Linked DNA regions of Homo sapiens: regions 1 and 2 are each linked to region 3. Evidence: read pairs that join two places in POLR2A ChIA-PET (ENCODE). Cell type or tissue: GM12878. All regions are shown on one strand. Links, peaks and the distances in the headings refer to the core of each region. The heading gives the core; the rest is flanking DNA.

Evidence for each region. Peaks named below come from ENCODE experiments on the same cell type or tissue, not always from the same donor. Only the 100,000 strongest peaks of a DNase experiment are listed, where the experiment ranks them.
Region 1: POLR2A ChIA-PET joins it to region 3 with 6 read pairs; 4 of 35 experiments call an interaction of 5 or more read pairs at or near these places.
Region 2: POLR2A ChIA-PET joins it to region 3 with 7 read pairs; 2 of 35 experiments call an interaction of 5 or more read pairs at or near these places.

The regions. Positions count from the first base shown.
Region 1 is chr4:2,707,951-2,714,151 of GRCh38, reverse strand. All of the region lies in intron 19 of FAM193A (family with sequence similarity 193 member A), which reads right to left. Among named protein-coding and RNA genes, the nearest start is that of TNIP2, 45 kb to the left of the region's middle. RefSeq lists an enhancer at 1,621-1,840. In GM12878, for the core only: a CTCF peak has its summit at 1,704 (motif pointing right); no DNase peak of the experiment used is centred there; H3K27ac peaks cover 556 bases.
Region 2 is chr4:2,573,659-2,579,859 of GRCh38, reverse strand. The region is part of intron 1 of FAM193A (family with sequence similarity 193 member A); the gene reads right to left. Among named protein-coding and RNA genes, the nearest start is that of FAM193A, 40 kb to the right of the region's middle. In GM12878, for the core only: no CTCF peak of the experiment used is centred there; no DNase peak of the experiment used is centred there.
Region 3 is chr4:2,951,448-2,957,648 of GRCh38, reverse strand. It overlaps NOP14 (NOP14 nucleolar protein), which reads left to right. Exons shown (of 18, transcript NM_001291978.2): 2 at 1-43; 3 at 838-979; 4 at 3,086-3,225; 5 at 4,004-4,138; 6 at 5,252-5,374. Among named protein-coding and RNA genes, the nearest start is that of NOP14, 8.9 kb to the left of the region's middle. In GM12878, for the core only: a CTCF peak has its summit at 2,598; a DNase peak (open chromatin) is centred at 3,008; H3K4me3 peaks cover 357 bases; H3K27ac peaks cover 1,735 bases.

The DNA of each region.
Region 1 (6,201 bases), core at 824-4,823, 240 kb after region 3:
CTAAGAAAGCATGATGTCAGCAGCCGCCCACAAGAAGTTCTAGAAGAAAAGAGCTCCAACTTGAGGAGGAAAAAGAGCTGGCATGTCTGCTGGAAGTGCTGTCATAATAGATTTCTAATACTCTCTTTTCCTGACTAGAACTAGAATAATCAGTCTATAAAATCTTGGTGTAAGAAAAACAGGAAACACAACTTTAACCAATTTGGTATCAGGAAAAAATTTTTTTACAACAACCACACTATATTAAACAGGAGAAATCAGTTGATCCAAGGATTTTATATCCAACCAAACTATCTGTTCATTGACAACACAACAGGTCAAAGTTTACTTCTCCAGAACTCAGAGAATTCTGTGGCCCTACTCAAGGCCACTGCCTGAGGATGAGCTTCACCAACCTGAAGACACCTGGGAACACTCAGCAGAGGCAAGCGGGAGCCCTGTTGTAGTAAATTGTGTACCTAAGAATACCGTGTGTTCTGACAGAGCAGAAACACCACCAACAAAAAATGGGAAGAGGAGAGACAGGGAGACAGGAAAGAGAAAACACAAAGAATGGAATTCACTCACTGCCTGCTGTGGAGGCAATGAGTGGGTGTCAGAGGACCCCCTAATGCCAACACAGCAGGCCACGAGGGGGTACACAGGGAACCCAGGCCCAAGGAGCATGAGTGGGGTATGCAAGTCTATAGGAATGCACTAGGAAAAAAGCACCCATTTTCCTAATACCCCAATTTTTTTTTGTTTTCTGATAAGGAGTCTCGCTCTATTGCCAGGCTGGAGTGCAGTGGCACGATCTCAGCTCACTGCAACCTCCACCTCCTGGGTTCAAGCAATTCTCCTGCCTCAGCCTCCCGAGTAGCTGGGACTACAGGTGCGCGCCACCACGCCTGGCTAACTTTTGTATTTTTAGTAGAGACAGGGTTTTCACCATGTTGGCCAGGATGGTCTTGATCTCTTGACCTCATGATCTGCCCCCCTCGGCCTCCCAAAGTGCTGAGATTACAGGCGTGAGCCACAGCACCTGGACAATTTTTTTTTTTTTTTTTTGAAGCAGAGTCTAGCTCTGTCGCCCAGGCTGGAGTGCAGTGGCACAATCTCAGCTCGCTGCAACCTCCACCTCCCAGGTTCAAGCAATTCTCCTGCCTCAGCCTCCCAAGTAGCTAGGACTACAGGTATGCACCACCACACCTGGGCTAATTTTTGTATTTTTTAGTAGAGATGGGGTTTCACCATCTTGGCCAGGCTGGTCTTGAACTCTTGACCTCAGGTGATCTGCCTGCCTCAGCCTCCCAAAGTGCTGGGATTACAGGCATGAGCCACCACGCCCAGCCCCACAATTTTTTTTTTAAATAAAAAAGCAAAAAACCCCACAACACATTTTAAAAAAACCCAAAAAACAAAACAGTAAATAGAAAATACAGAAATTATAAAATAATGACAGGGTTGAGACCAACCACATAGTTATATCACTAAGTGTGAATGGGCTTAACTGACTGAAAAGAAGATTTTCAATTTGGCTCACAAAGCAAGCCTCAGGTTTGCTTCACACAAGAGAACGTCCTAAAACCAAGGCACTCAGAAAAAGGCTGGAAACAAAGGGCCAAGGACAAGGCTGTCTCGTCAGGCAAATGGGCCGAAGGAGAGCAGGGGCAGCAGTCACAACGCAGACAGAGCAGGACTTAGGCCGCAGGCACAAAGCACGACCAGAAGGTGGCCGCTTCTCAACACAAAAAGCCACAAGTAACTAAAAATATATAACAGGAATGTGCACCAAACAACACGGAAACAGGAGATGCAAGAAAACACAGAAACATATTAATAATAAGCCACAGAAGACAGGCCATGAGGACACAAAATAAGGATATACAGAAGACTAAACAACAGAATTAATGTATCATGGAGGTGTATACATATATGTATCTCCATATGTAAATACATACGTACATATATATACACACACACACAGTGAACTCTATACCAAGACCCAAGAAAATACACTTCTATCAAGTACACATGGAGGAGTTACAAAAGCTGACATACACTGGGCCTCAGAAAGTATCAATAGGTTTTGCAAAACAAAAGCAATATTCTCTGATCACAATGAAAAAAACCTGTAAATTATTAACAACAACAAAGTTTCTCCTCTTGGAAATTTAAAAGCTGCCTATTACACTATCGAGTGAAAGAAAAAAGACGCATGGAAATTACATAATTTCTTTTTTTTGGAGATGGAGTCTCGCTCTGTCTCCCAGGCTGGAGTGCAGCAGCACCATCTCAGCTCACCACAACCTTTGCCTCCCAAATTCAAGCGATTCTTCTGCCTCAGCCTCCACAGTAGCTGGGACTACAGGCACGTGCCACCACGTCCAGCTAATTTTTGTATTTTTAGTAGATACAGGGTTTCCGAACTCCTGACCTCAAGTGATCTGCCCGCCTCGGCCTCCCAAAGTGCTGGGATTACAGGCATGAGCCATAGCGCCCAGCCCAGAATTTCTTTAAAAAAAATAATGGAGGCTCGGCGTGGTGGCTCACGCCAGTAATCCCAGCACTTTGGGAGGCAGAGGCGGGTGGATCACCTGAGGTCAGGAGTTCAAGACCAGCCTGGCCAAGATGGTGAAACTCCGTCGCTACTAAAAATACAAAAATTAGCCAGGCGTGGTGGTGCATGCCTGTAATCCCAGCTACTCGGGAGGCTGAGACAGGAGAATTGCTTGAACCCAGGAGGCAGAGGTGGCAGTGAGCCGAGATCATGCCACTGCACTCCAATCTGGGCGACAGAGAGAGACTCCATCTCAAAAACAAAACAAACAAACAAACAAACAAAAAAGGAAAAATTATCTATCAGATTCCATGGGATATTGTTAAGAAAAAGATCAGAGGAAAGTTCCACGTGCTGAACACTTTTATCAATAAAAATGGAAGAAAAAACAAAATGAACTGAATTTCTAAATTAAAAAGTTAGAAAAAACCCCAAGAAAGTAAAACAAAAGAAAGCACAGTGGCCGGGCGTGGTGGCTCACGCCTGTAATCCCAGCACTTTGGGAGGCCAAGGTGGGTGGATCACAAGGTCAGGAGATCGAGACCATCCTGGCTAACATGGTGAAACCCCGTCTCTACTAAAAAATACAAAAAATTAGCCGGGCGAGGTGGTGGGCGCCTGTAGTCCCAGCTACTTGGGAGGCTGAGTCAGGAGAATGGCATGAACCCGGGAGGCGGAGTTTGCAGTGAGCCAAGATCACACCACTGCACTCCAGCCTGGGCGAAAGAGCGAGACTCTGTCTCAAAAAAAAAAAAAAAAAAGAAAGCACAGAAAGAAAATAAAGACGAAAGCAGAAATTAACAAGGTAGGCTGGGCACGGTGGTTCATGCCTGTAATCCTAGCACTTTGGGAGGCCTAGGTGGGCAGATGGCTTGAGACCAGGAGTTTGAGACCAGCCTGGACAATCTGGCAAAATGCTGTTCCTACAAAAACTACAAAAAAATTAGCCGAGTGTGGTGGTGCCCACCTGTGGTACCACCTACTTGAGAAGGTGAGTGGGGAGGATCACCCGAGCCCAGGGAAGTTGAGGTTGCAGTGAGCTGTGAGTGTGCCACTGCACTCCAGCCTGGGCAACATGAGTGAGACTCTGTCTTAAAATAAAAAATAAAAAAGAAAGAAAGGAGGTAAAGAAAAACAGTAAGCTAGGCACAGTGGCTCCCACCTGTAATCCCAGCACTTTGGGAGGCCAAGGCGGGTGGATCATGAGGTCAGGAGATGGAGACCATCCTGGCTAACATGGTGAAACCCCATCTCTACTAAATATACAAAAATTAGCCAGGCGTAGTAACACGCGCCTATAATCTCAGCTACTCGGGAGGCTGAGGCAGGAGAATAGCTTGAACCCGGGAGGTGGAGGCTGCAGTGAGCCGAGAACACGCCACTGCACGCCAGCCTGGGGGACAGAGCGAGACTCTGTCTCAAAAAAAAAAAAAAAGAAAAAAAAAAAAAAACAAAAGAAGAACAGTAAACCTAAATAATAAACTCAGATGATTTTAAAAAACTAACAAAATACATAAACTATTAACTTAAGCAAAATAGGGAGAAAGGAAAAATACACAAACTAAGAAATGACAGGCGAAAATAATCATTGCAAAGAAATTTAAAACTATGACTAGACTACCTTGCAGACATCTATGCAAATAAATTTGAAAATCTAGTTGAAAAGAATAATTTACTACAGAAAGATGGTTTACCAAAATTAACCTCACTAGAGATAGAATAATTTCCAGAGAGGAGAGAAGACTGCTAGCAAGGACCACAGAAAACACACCAGGTCCAGGGGGCTTGCAAAGGGATTTCTATCAAACCTTTAAAGCCTGGATGGTCCCAATGTGAATTGTTCCAGATCACTGAAAATGTAAAAAACAAGAAAATTTCCTGTGTTTTGTTTTGTTTTGTTTTGTTTTTGAGGTGGAGTCTCTCTGTCCCAGGCTGGAGTGCAGTGGCGTGTTCTCGGCTCACTGCAACCTCCACCTCCCGGGTTCAAGCTATTCTCCTGCCTCAGCCTCTTGAGTAGCTGAGATTACAGGTGCGTGTTACTACGCCTGGCAAATTTTTGTATTTTTAGTAGAGACGGGGTTTCACCATGTTGGCCAGGCTTGTCTCGAACGCCTGACCTCGTGATCCGCACCCCTCCTCGGCTTTCCAAAATGCTGGGATTATAGGCATGAGCCACCGTGCCCAGCCAAAAACTTCCTAATTCTTTTTATGAGGCAAGTATAATATTGATACTCAAAGCTAATACAGACAGAACAAAAACGGAAGTCACAGACCCATCTCTCCTAAAAATAATATAGATGTAAATATATTAAATAATGTAAACAGATTCCAAAACAAAAGGATATACCATAATCAAGTGAGCTTTATTCCAGGAATTCAAGTTCAGTTCAATACTTAAAAATCAAATAATGTAAAACATCGTATTAATACATCTAAGGAGAAACATCATGGTTATCTCCACAGATGCTAGAAAACCTTTGAAGTTTAACACCCATAACACCCATTCCTAATGAAAAACACTCAAGAGATGAGGAATCGCTGGATTTTTTTTTAACATTAAATTTTTTTAATGTGGCTAATTTTAAATAATTATCTTATAATATATAAACCTTAACCCTAAAGCCAACATCTTACTTAATGTGGAAACACCAGAGACATTTCTGTTAAGATCAGAAAAGATGCAGTTAAGTAAAAGACAACAATTAGAGGCGTAAGAATTGAAAAAGTAGAAGTAAAACTTTCTCTATTTGTACACATATATAATAGAATGCCTGGAAAACCCCAGAGAATCAACAGTAAGACTCAAACAATAAAATTCAGTAAAGTAAAATATATAAAGTTAACATACAGGCAGGGCGAGGGGGCTCACACCTGTTAATTCCAGCACTTTGGGAGGCCAAGGAGGGCAGATCACTTGAGGTCTGGAGTTCGAGACCAGCCTAGCCAACATGGTGAAACCCCACCTCTACCAAAAATACAAAAACTAGCTGGGCATGGTGGTGTGCGCCTGTAATCCCAGCTACTTGGGAGGCCGAGGCAGGAAAATCGCTTGAACCCAGAAGGCGTAGGCTGCAGTGATCCAAGATCGCGCCACTGCACTCCAGCCTGGGCGACAAGAATGAAACTCCATCTCAAAAAATAGATAAAAATTAAAAAAAATAAAAAATAAAAAAATAAAGTTAACATACAGCCGGGCGTGGTGGCTCACGCCTGTAATTCCAGCATTTTGGGAGGCCGAGATGGGTGGATCACCTGAGGTCAGGAGTTGTAGACCAACTTGACCAACATGGTGAAACTCTATCTCTACTAAATACAAAAAATTAGCTGGGCATGGTTTTGCTTGCCTGTAATTCCAACTACTTGGGAGGCTGAGGCAGCACAATCGCTTGAACCTGGGAGGCGAAGGTTGCAGTGAGCCAAGATTGCACCATTGTACCCCAGACTGGGCAACAAGAGCGAAACTCCATCTCGAAATAAACAAACAAACAAACAAAAATCAATAGCTTTCATACACAAATAAATAACCAGTTAGGGCAGCACTATCCAATAGAAATACAATCTGAGGCTGGGCACAGTGGCTCACGCCTGTAATCCCAGCACTTTGGGAGGCTAAGGCAGGAGGATCACTTGAAGTCAGGAGTTCGAGACTAGCCTGGCCAACA
Region 2 (6,201 bases), core at 1,029-5,028, 380 kb after region 3:
TTCCACAATGGTTAAACTAATTTACACTCGCACCAACAGTGTATAAGCGTTCCTTTTTCTCTACAACCTCACCACCATCTGTTATTTTTTAACTTTTTAATAACAGCCATTCTCACTGCTGAAAAATCAATGTTTTCACTGTTTTTTTTTGTTTTGTTTTTGAGACAGGGCCTCACTCTGTCACCTAGGCTGGAGTACAGTGGCATGATCACTGGTCTCTGCCGCTGCAACTCCCCAAGCTTAAGCAATCCTTCCACCTCAGCCTCCCGAGTAACTGGGACCACAGGCGAGTGCCATTATGTCTGGCTAATATTTTTTATTTTTTGTAGAGAAAGGACCTTGTTATGTTGCCCAGGTTGGTCTCCAACGCCTGGGTTTAAGTGATCCTCCTGCCTCAGCCTCCCAAAGTGCTGGGATTACAGGTGTGAGCCACCACGTCCAGCCAGCCTTATTTTTAATTGCACTTTGTAACTGCTAGGATTACAGGCGCGTACCACCACACCTGGCTAATTTTTTTTGTATTTTTCAGTAGAGATGGGGTTTCACCATGTTGGCCAGGCTGGTCTTGAACTCCTGACCTCAAGTGATCCACCCTCCTCGGCCTCCCAAAGTGCTGGGATTACAGGCGTGAGCCACCGCGCCCAGCCATGATATCATTTGAAGGTACGCTCTGGATTAATTTAAAACGTATACTGCTGGCCAGGCGTAGTGGTGATTCATACTTGTAATCCCAGCACTTTGGGAGGCTGAGATGGGAGGATTGCTTGAAGCCAGGAGTTCAAGACCAGTCTGGGCAACAAAAGCAAGACCCCCATCTCTTTTACTGTGATCACGCCACTGCATTCCAGCCTGGGTGACAGAGCGAGACCCTGCCTCAACAAAAATAAAGTTACACTGTGTGCCTGCCTTCCTCTACCTCCTCTGCCTCTGACACCCCTGAAACAGCAAGACCAACCTCTCCTCTTCCGCCTCCTCCTCCTCCTCCTCCTCTCTCAGCCTAGCCAATGTAAAGAGAATGAGGATGAAGACCTTTATCATGATCCACTTCCACTTAATAAATAGTAAATATAACATTTTATTTTCTCTAGCTTACTTTATTGTAGGAATACAGTAGATAATATCTATAAGAAGCAAAATATTTGTTCATCGAATGTTTATAGTATTGGTAAGACTTCTGGTCAACAGTAGGCTATTAGTAGTTAAGGTTTTGGAGAGTTGAAAGGTATAAGCGAATTTCTGACTCCACAATGGGGTCAGCATCCCTAACCCCTTCGTTCAAGGGTCAACTGTACTTAGACAGTACAAGAATGACTGAAAACTACTCACTGTTTACCCTTAAGCAAGAATTAACCCCTCCAAGCCTCAGTTGCCTTTTTTGTAAATGGAAGATTGAGGGGGGAAAAAAAAAACCTACCAAGAAGGTTGCCACAGAATCAAATGAGATACGGTATGTCAAGTGCTTGATACAGAGTCTAGTGCACAGTAATCATTAGTCAAAATGGCAGCTATTTATTATTAAAATGATGAAATTTCAAACACAAGCAAAATAAAGCAGGCAATGCAAAAAAAATGCACGGGTAGCAAATTAAAATCAGAAAAATATTATAAGTAACAGAGTACTTTATTAGGAATGGGCAGGGTGGCATGCGCCTGTGGTCTCAGCTACTCAAGGAGGCTGAGGTGGGAAAATTGCTTAAGCCCGGGAAGTCAAGGCTGCAGTGAGCTTCACTGCATCACTGGGTGATAGAGCAAGACCCTGTCTCAAAAGCAAACAAAAAACAGAAGAAGTAATAAATCTACAATTACAGTCCTAAGAATATTTAGTATCTGAAGAGAGGAATAGGGGATAGTCATTATATTCCCAGTAGCTACCACAGTAACCAGTACATAATACGTGCTAATGGATGTTTGTTGAATGAACAGATTCAGAAAAACAACAAAACTGAAAACGATTATACAGTATAACAAAACTTTAGATGTCTGGCCAATGTTGTACTTAAAGTTCATAGCTCTAATTGCTAGTATTATTTTGAGGGAAGAAAAAAATGAACAGCTTGAGATTAGAAATCAATTCAGAAAGGCCCTAAACAGAATGGGAACAAGTTGTTACTAAATATTAAAACAGAAGTTAATGAATCAGAGGTCAGGTGTGGTGGCTGACACCTGTAATCCCAGCACTTCAGGAGGCTCAGGCAGGTGGATCACTTGAGGTCAGGAGTTCAAGACCAGCCTGGCCAACACGGCAAAACTCCACCTCCACTAAAAATTAAAAAATTAGCCGGGTGTGGTGGCGGGCGCCTGTAATTGCAGCTACTCAGGAGGCTGAGGCAGTAGAATCGCTTGAACCCAGGAGGCAGAGGTTGCAGTGAGCTGAGATCGTGCCAGTGCACTCCAGCTTGAGTGACAGACTGAGACTCTGTCTCAAAAAAAAAAAAAACAAAAAAAAAACCACTTTAATTGAGTGAATAGATTGTCAAACTTGATTTAGCAAGAAACATTAAACCTAGACCAATGACGACAAAGAAATTTCCAGGTCTAGAAAGTTTAGTGGGTCTTCCAAGGAACACAATAGTCCCAAGCACTAACAATGTGTTTTTACTTCATGGTGTTGAAAATTAAATGCTTTAACACCAAAAATATCTTATAAGGTATGATATGTCACCTGGGTGACAGAGCGAGGCTTCGTCTCAAAAAAGAAAAAAAGTAGTAATAACAATAACTACCTGGAATAAATATTACACGGACCCCATAATACTCTCAAAAAAGTTCAGGTGTTTTAGTCCTCATATCAACTAAAACCTTAGATAAGGTAACATTGAGAAGACGAACACCTGTGAGAAAACCAAGCAACCAAATGAAAATCTCAAAAAACTGCTTTGTGAATATGTTACAGCAATTACTGGCTCTAAACTACAAAGACTGGTCAGAGAATAGGTACATCTCTATTCCTGCTGCCTCTGTATCTGCTACAGTATCTCCATGAGCCCCTTAAGCCCAAAGTGCTGAACAAGGCCTTTGCCTTTCTGTGCCTATTACCACAGCATAAAATTGGGGTAACAACAGCACCTACTACTTCAAATCACTTTGAGGACTAGAAGCACACACATATATAGATGTTTAGAACAGTGTCTGATAAGCATTGGCCAGTGTTTAGATATATAGATTTTGTTTGCCTCTAAGAAATAAGGTCTCACCAGGCATGGTGGTGCACACCTGTAATCCCAGCTACTCAAGAGGCTGTCACAATAGCATCATTGTTCTCCAGCCTGGGAGACAGAGGCAGAGCAAGAGCAAGTATCACTATGTCACCCAGACTGGGGTGCAGTGGCTATTCACAGGCACAATCATTGTGCAATACAGCCTTAAACCCCTGGGCTCAAGCCATCCTCCTGCCTCAGCCCCCTGAAGCTGGACCTATAGGTACATGCCACTGCATCCCGCTCTAATGTTAATAACTGGGTGTTCCAGGCACAGTGGCTCACACCTGTACTCCCCACACTCTGGGAGGCCGAGGCAGGCGGATCACGAGGTCAGGAGTTCAAGACCAGCCTGGCCAACATAGTGAAACCCCGTCTCCACTAAAATTACAAAAGAATTAGCCAGGCGTGGTGGGGGGCACCTGTAATCCCAGCTACTTGGGAGGCTGAGGCAAGGAAAATCACTTGAACCTGGGAGGTGGAGGTTGCAGTGAGCCGAGATCGTGCCACTGCACTGCAGCCCGGGCGACAATGTGGGACTCCATCTCAAAAAATAAATAAATAAATAAATAACTGGGTATGTGGCACAGCTACCCGGTATTACTGCTTAAATCATTCAGTAGTGCCAAAAGAACTATAAGGAATCTGACCTCCTGGACTGCTGCTACTTGCATCCCTCATTGTTGTCTAACTCACCTGAGACATAAGCCTCCTGAGGGCAGAGACCACTCCATGTGACATGTCCTTGTAACCTGACCATGGCAAGCAACACACAAGAACATTTAGGGAAGATAGTGTCCACCAGTGAAGAGCAGAGGGCCCATCTTTATGGACGATGGTGTGTACTCGTGAAGGGCAGGGAGCATAATTCTTCCAAATGTTACAATCCCAGTATCTCGCCGGGCGCGATGGCTCACGTCTGTAATCCCACACTTTGGGAGGCCGAGGCAGGCAGATCCCCTGAGGTCAGGAGTTCAAGACCAGCCTGGCCAACATGGTGAATCCCCGTCTCTACTAAAAATACAAAAATTAGCTAGGTGTAGTGGTGGGCGCCTGTAATCCCAGCTACTCAGGAGGCTAAGGCAGGAGAATCACTTGAACCCGGGAAGCAGAGGTTGCAGCGAGCCGAGATTGCGCCACTGCACTCCAACCTGGGTGACAGAACAAGACTCAGCGTCAAAAAAAAAAAAAAAAAAATCCCAGTATCTAACAAATACCCAACACATTTAAAAACTCAAATTATTGTTTGCTTAATAAACTGCATCTTCAAAACGATTTCCCTATGAAGTCCATGCTCCTGATCCTCCTTCAAGCCTGGCCCTGACTGAGCGCCACTATTCCTGTTCTCAAACCTTCCATGATCACCATGTCCAAGTCCCTGGTGTACCACACTTTTGCACATGCTGCCACGGCCACCTGGGATTCTCTTCCACCGTCTCGTCACCTGACCTGATCTATGCTTTCTTGGGGCATAGGCCTCTGACATCTCACTTGGCAAGTGTCGCGGCCACCTTCGCCCTGAAGCTTGCTGTGCACTCTGCTGCCTGGCCTGATCATTCACTCATGTCTCTTGGTGGAAGGCCTAGTGCTGCCTTTAACCCAAGGCCTGGGCAGAGGAGCATGGCACGCATTTGTGTGTGGGAGAAAGAGGAAGAGGAAGAAGTTAGAGGAGTGTGAGCCAACAGAGGGGAGGGATGGCAGGCCTCCTTCCCACAGGCGGGTCACGAACCCAAAAGGCTGGAAGCTTCTATTCTCCAGAACTTTTTCTTGATTTCATTCAGCTTTTCAATGCTTCCAATACGCCAAAAGGCCAGAATTAATGACTTAATGTTGTTTTTGAAGAAACACTAAAAAGATAAAATTTTTAAATGTTTCTTTTTAATTAATTTAAAATGATTAATTCATGTCATTTAAAAATGCCATGCATGTAAGTATTTATTTACCCTCCCCCAGCTCCACATTTATTTAAGGCAGGTTAGACATAAACGTGGATACTACAGAAGAGGCTGCAGTCCTGGAAAGCACGGTTTTGCTTCTGAGCATTAGAGATCCTCAGGGCTCCCTTCTCAGTCACTTTCCACTAGATGCTCTTCTTCCGCCAACCACATCCATGACCGTCAATACACACGACTCCCAGAAGTTGGATTTAGGGGTCAAATGTCTACAGTACAATTGCCTAATTCACATATCCCCTTGGATATCTCAAAGGCACTCTGAACTCAACATGTCCCAAGCCAAATTTATGTATGGTGGCATCTGCAGCAGCAGTGAACGAGAGCACAGGACGCCTGGGCACTGTCTACTGCAAAGACAACACAAGGTGAGCAAATGCAGCAGCCTTGGTGTGAGACAGGCCGGCCCTCTCAGTCTCTACCTGTGCTCCACTCCCCATGTTCCACAGAAGAGACCCCTCGCCCCACTCCCGACGTTCCACAGCACATGTCAAGAGAGTGCAGCACATGCCCCCATCAGACACCCCACACTGACACCACATCTCTAACTGGTCTTCCTGCTCCAGCCTTTACCCCACACCCACGAGACATCTGGAGGATCTCTTTCAGAACTGACACAATACCACTCTTCTGCAAAAACCCTCCCACAATCCCCTCATAACACAATAAAAACCAAAGTTGTTGAATAAAAATCTTTCATATTTGTCCCCTGAGCCTCTCTGACTCATTCTGCTCCAGCCTCACAGGTCTCCTTGTTACCTGGACACCTAAGGGTGCTCCCAGACGAGGCCTTTGTACTGTTTGTCTCCCTTTGACTAGAAACTTCTTCCCCCAGATAAAACAAAGAGCCGGGTGCACCCCTCATCTCCCTCAGGCCTTGTTCAAGTATCACCACACTGGCAAGGCCTTTCCTGACCACCCCTCCCTACCTCTTCCCGCCACGGGACAGGCTTTGTCCATCAGCCTCCCCAGCTGGAAAGTCAGCTCCAGGCAGTAGGGAGTCTAGAACAGAGCCCGACAGGTAGGCTCCCAGCAGATACTCCTGGAACAAA
Region 3 (6,201 bases), core at 785-4,784:
CCCCGAGGAGAAGATGATGAAGAGGTTTGCTCTGGAACAGCAGGTATGGAAAGAAACTGGAGGAGGGTTTTTGCTGTACATTTCACAGGGAAGTCAAGGCCAAGGAGAAGGCTGACTCTGCATGTTTTGCATGTTCCTGGGCACTCGGAAGGTCCAGGGGATAGCCCTCGAATCCTGTGCCTTATCTGGCTAGGCCAAAGGAGAAGCAACCTCTTCTGCAAATGTTAGCTGAATGGATAAATGCCTTAACTCTACTACACGGCAGCAGTGTGCACAGGAGTTCTCAGCTGAGCAGCATTGCTGGAGTGGAAACTGGCCCCTGGGCTTATTTAAGAATTCCCCTCCATGAGGCCGGGCGCGGTGGCTCATGCCTGTAATCCCAGCACTTTGGGAGGCTGAGGTGGGTGGATCATGAGGTCAGGAGATCGAGACCATCCTGGCCAACGTGATGAAACCCCGTCTCTACTAAAAATACAAAAATTAGCCAGGCGTGGTGGCGCATGCCTATAATCCCAGCTACTCAGGAGGCTGAGGCAGGAGAATCACTTGAACCAGGGAGTCAGAGGTTGCAGTGAGCCCAGATCACTCTACCGCACTCCAGCCTGGGCAACAGAGCGAGACTCTGTCTGAAGGAAAAAAAAGAATTACCCTCCATGAGTTTCATTTCTGTCTGAATCATGAATCATTGCTTAGTTGACCCAAAATACTCTTTAAGGCTGCTTAGGATTCGTTGTCATATTTCAAATATAATGGAAATATATATATCTACCTTATCTTTTTTTTTTTGCTGTGAAATGGAAGTGGTAATTTTAGGAAACTTTTTTTCTCTTCTGTCAGCGACATCATGAGAAAAAAAGCATCTACAATCTAAATGAAGATGAAGAATTGACTCATTATGGCCAGTCTTTGGCAGACATCGAGAAGCATAATGACATTGTGGACAGTGACAGCGATGCTGAGGATCGAGGAACGTTGTCTGGTGAGGCTGGGGTGCTGTGCACGGGCCTGTGGGCGTGGAGTCAGGGAGAGTCTGTTCATTGTTAGACCTTCTGCTCTTCTTAGAGACTAGAGAAAGTTATTGCATGAAAGTTTTACTGATCATTAACCTCTCTACAAATTTCACAAGTGACAGTTTTTATGTATTTTTGTTTTTTTTTTAAGTTTTCAGAACTTTAAGATGGTGTGTAGATAGATGCTTTTATGGGCCAAGAAAGCATGTTGATATCCATTATTTTATTTGAACCTCAAAATAGCTCGTTCTACCCATGAGCTCAGAGAAATAAGGTGTTTTGCCCGATGCCAGAGTCAGAGCTGTGGGGAGAACCCACCTCACTGACTCCAGGTGCCTCACTGAATGCACTACTTTGCTCCCCCTACTTTATCAATTCCAGCCTAATATTTGTACCAGTGGCATTGATGTAGTTCCTTTAGCTTTTACCTACTGTGGAATTATAGCAGTTTGAGGAAAATCATATTGAGCCTCATATCTGTAGATAACAACATGAAACAGATAAATTTTGGCCTTAAATAATGTTAACAGAGTTTAAGATTCAGTTCGGGTCTGACTGTCTTGAACCCTATTTATAAGGTTGCAGTCATGACATCAATTACTTGACATTTCTTGTAAGTTAAAGTAGGTCCCATTTCCAGCATCTTCAGAACAAAGGTGTACAAATCTAAAACTGACTCTCAAAGCTTTGTCTTGTCAGTGTGTGAAAGTTAAGGCGTTAAAGCCTGGGGCTGCCTTCTGATATTTGGCTAATCCAGGGGGTAAAAGGCTTAGGAATTAGGGCAGCAAGCATGTGGTGCAGAACCCGCCATCTGCGGCACACCAGGAGGCCCCGCCACTGCTCGGCTTCACGGGCGTGAAGAGAATGGCCAGTTATTTTAACCCCTCTGTGCCTTTGTCTTTGCTCTTTTCATTGTTCAAGACTTCTCGTGGACCCTTAGCTATAAAACGCATTCCCTGGGGAGATCCTAATTCCCCGAGACTGGAGGTAACTGCCTTGGTGTGAGTTGGGCGAGTGGCCTTCCCCTCATTGCCAGGAGGCGCTGTGGCGCAGGTGACTAGAGGGGGCGCCGTGGCGTGCAGGTGACTAGAGGGGGCGCCGTGGCGTGCAGGTGACTAGAGGGGGCGCTGTGGTGCAGGTGACTAGAGGGGGCGCCGTGGCGTGCAGGTGACTAGAGGGGGCGCTGTGGTGCAGGTGACTAGAGGGCGCCGTGGTGCAGGTGACTAGAGGGGGCGCCGTGGCGTGCAGGTGACTAGAGGGGGCGCCGTGGTCCAGGTGACTAGAGGGGGCGCCGTGGCGTGCAGGTGACTAGAGGGGGCGCCGTGGCGTGCAGGTGACTAGAGGGGGCGCTGTGGTGCAGGTGACTAGAGGGCGCCGTGGTGCAGGTGACTAGAGGGGGCGCTGTGGCGTGCAGGTGACTAGAGGGGGCGCCGTGGTCCAGGTGACTAGAGGGGGCGCCGTGGCGTGCAGGTGACTAGAGGGGGCGCCGTGGGGTGCAGGTGACTAGAGGGGGCGCTGTGGCGCAGGTGACTAGAGGGGGCGCCGTGGCGCAGGTGACTAGAGGGAGCGCCGTGGCGTGCAGGTGACTAGAGGGGGCGCCGTGGCGTGGAGGTGACTAGAGGGGGCGCCGTGGCGTGCAGGTGACTAGAGGGGGCGCCGTGGTACAGGTGACTAGAGTCTCCAGGCCCTGCCCAGGGAGGTGGGAGGGACACAGATTGCACCACTGATCCTGGGCGACGCTCCCACCAAGACCCTGGAGTCAGCTTGCTCTGGGTTTGCCAGTCTTCGCTAGAACCAGCACAATCAAAAATAGGTGCTGGGTGTTTCCAGCCACTTGGGTTACGGCCAGTTGGGAGTGTAATGGGTCTGGGTTTTCTCAGAGTGGCTTACCTTGGGTATTTCTCAAGTGCCATTGTGCCTGTGGTCTCAGGCCAGGCTGTTGCGTGTGAGCATTTTTTTCTCAAATGTGGACTTTTCCAGACCACTATGGGGGAAGCACTGGCAGAGTGCTACAGGAAACACTTCCCACGCCAGGGCTGGGCTTCACTGTGGGGTTTTCTGCCTTTTGCCCCCAGCTGAGCTGACTGCTGCCCACTTTGGAGGAGGCGGTGGGCTCCTTCACAAGAAGACTCAACAGGAAGGCGAGGAGCGGGAGAAACCGAAGTCCCGGAAAGAGCTGATTGAAGAGCTCATTGCCAAGTCAAAACAAGAGAAGGTGGGTTAGTGAGTGTTCTTGATCATCTTCTCCACGGTAAGACAGGCTCACCAAAATGTGTTTGAGCTTTTTTTTCCTGTACCTTTTTAGGCTGTGTTTAATATTTTATATGAGTTCAGTAAAAGCATTTATTGTGAGTAGGAATTTTAAAAATCACATAAAGCATATACCTCGGACAGGTTTTGGTTCTTTTGCCTTTTTTTGGTTTATGTTTTGTTTTATTTTGAGACGTAGTCTCTGTTTCCCGGGCTGGAGTACAGTGGCACGATCAAAGCTCACTGTGGCCTCAAACTCCTGGGCTCAAGGATCCAGTGATCCTCCCACCTCAGCTCCCCAAGTAGCTAGTGGGCGCCACCATGCTCAGCTAATTACTTTTTGTAGAGATGGGGATCGTGCTGTGTCGACCAGGCTCAAGCAGTTCTCCCACCTTGGCCTAGTTCTAAAGCACAGGGTGGGCCACTGCACCTGGCGCGGATGGGTTTTTTGTTGTTGCTGGTTTTAGTATCTGACATGTGCCCAAAAAATCACTTTTTTATTCATTTGCAGTGAACTGCTCAGAGCATCTAAATTAATGGTTTATGGCAGGAAAAGATTTCCGTCTGATGAGATTTGGTAGCTTTGCATTTAAAATACTCATTTCTCCTGGCCTCTTTTCTGTGTTGAAACGTTTGGTGCCAACTGAGTGATCACTGTGTGTGTCCTTGGCACTGACATTGGGCCTCTGGGTTGAAGTCCAGTAGTAACGGTATGTGGTGTGTGTCTGTTATTTTTTCCCCAGAGGGAGAGACAAGCTCAACGAGAAGATGCCCTCGAGCTCACGGAGAAGCTAGACCAAGACTGGAAAGAAATTCAGACTCTCCTGTCCCACAAAACTCCCAAGTCAGAGAACAGAGACAAAAAGGAAAAACCCAAGGTGGGAGCCAAGTACTGAAACAAACTCTTCACTCACTGAGCTTGGGTGACCGACTTTCTCCAGAGAAAGGGCTGGGGCTGGACGGCTCTTCTACCTGTCTCCTTTAGGGCAAGTTTCTGTTGAACATTGATACTGAATTACCTGCTGTGTGTAATCTTGGGGTGGAAGTAGATTCAGTTACTTGAGTCTCTATTGCAGGTGAATTAAACTGAAAAAAGTGGTGTTTCTGGATGGAAGAAGTACTTCAGGGTGGACACGTTAGAATAGGTGTCTGAACTTCCCTGTGACATGTTTGTCTGTTGATACATAATACATACATTTAATATACATTTACTTATTTTTGCCTCTGTAAACAGTTGTTTCCTACTGCATTCTCTTTAGTCGAAACTATTGGAAAATGCTGCATTTGTTTAAGAAACTGCGTTCTCAGAGAAGTCTAGATCCCAGCAGATTAGTGTCATGTGGTCATCTGTGCATCTTTGTCAGTCAGCCTTGATGTTACCGTTACTTTACTTAGTTTCCCACGTTTAGGGCGTAATGCCTGGATAAGTAGCGTTTTTGTTGTTGTTTGAGACGGAGTCTCGCTCTGTCACCCAGGCTGGAGTGTAGTGCAACCTCCACCTCACTGCAACCTCCACCTCCTGGGTTCAAGTGATTCTCTTGCCTCAGCCTCCCGGGTAGCTGGGATTACAGGCGCGTGCCACCATGCTTGACTAATTTTTGTATTTTTAGTAAAGACAGGGTTTCACCATGTTGGGCCAGGCTGATCTCAAACTCCTGACCTCACGTGATCTGCCCACCTTGGCCTCCCAAAGTGCTGGGATTACAGGCGTGAGCCACTGCACCTGGCCTGTTTTCGTTAAAGCAGATGTATTCTGAGAATTTTTCTAGGGGTAAACAAATTCTTTGTGACCGAATGTCCACTGATTTCGCAATCCTCAGGGCTTATCAGAACAGTTTTCTCTCTAGAAGAAAAGACGTAGATGTGGCTTAGCTACTTCAATAACATTATCTAGCCATTACTAGAATGTGCCAGGAAGCTAGATCTTTTCTTTTTGTAAAATAAGAAATAAATATATTTTTAAAATGAAGAATTTCTTCTTTCTACCTTAGCCCGATGCATATGACATGATGGTTCGCGAGCTTGGCTTTGAAATGAAGGCGCAGCCCTCTAACAGGATGAAGACGGAGGCAGAATTGGCAAAGGAAGAGCAGGAGCACCTCAGGAAGCTGGAGGTAGGGTGGCAGCACCTCAGGAGCAGGGCTGTGCTGCTGTCCGTCCACAGCCCCTTCTGCTCCATTTTGCAGGATGGGCTGAAGAGAATACTCTGTTTGATCAGTGGAATATTTTAGTCTATTTAAAGTTTATATTTATTCATGAATACCTTTTTTTTTTTTTTTCTTTGAGACAGAGTTTCGCTCTGTCACCCAGCTAGAGTACAGTGGCACAATCTTGGCTCACTGCAAACTCCACCTCCTGGGTTCAAGTGATTCTCCTGCCTCAGCCTCCTGAGTAGCTAGGATTACAGGCGCCTGCCACCACGCCCGGCTAATTTTTGTATTTTTAGTAGAGATAGGATTTCGCCATGTTGGCCAGGCGGTCTTGAACTCCTGACCTCAGGTGATCCAGTCACCTCGGCCTCCCAAAGTGCTGGGATTACAGGTGTGAGCCACCGCGCCTGGCCCCAGCTAATTTTCAAAAATTGTTTGTATAGATGAGCATCTCCCTATGTTGCCTAGGCTGTTCTCAAACTCCTGGTCTCAGCTGATCCTCCCACCACGGCCTCCCACAGTGCTGGGGTTACAGGTGTGGGCTGCCATCACAGCTGGCTCAGCTGGCTGTTTTGACATAACCACATCACTAGCTTCTTCCCGTGTCCAGTGTGTGGTCAAATAGTGGAGGCCGTGGAGCTGCTTGCTCTTGGCGTCCTGGCTCCTATTCTCTCGGTGCAGGGGGTGATGAGTCCCAGTCGGGGCTGGCCAGCAGAATTGGGCTGTGAAGGCCTCAGAATAATAGGCTTGCCTGGTGACTGGAGAGTATTGGCCACAAAGTTTGAACAGTT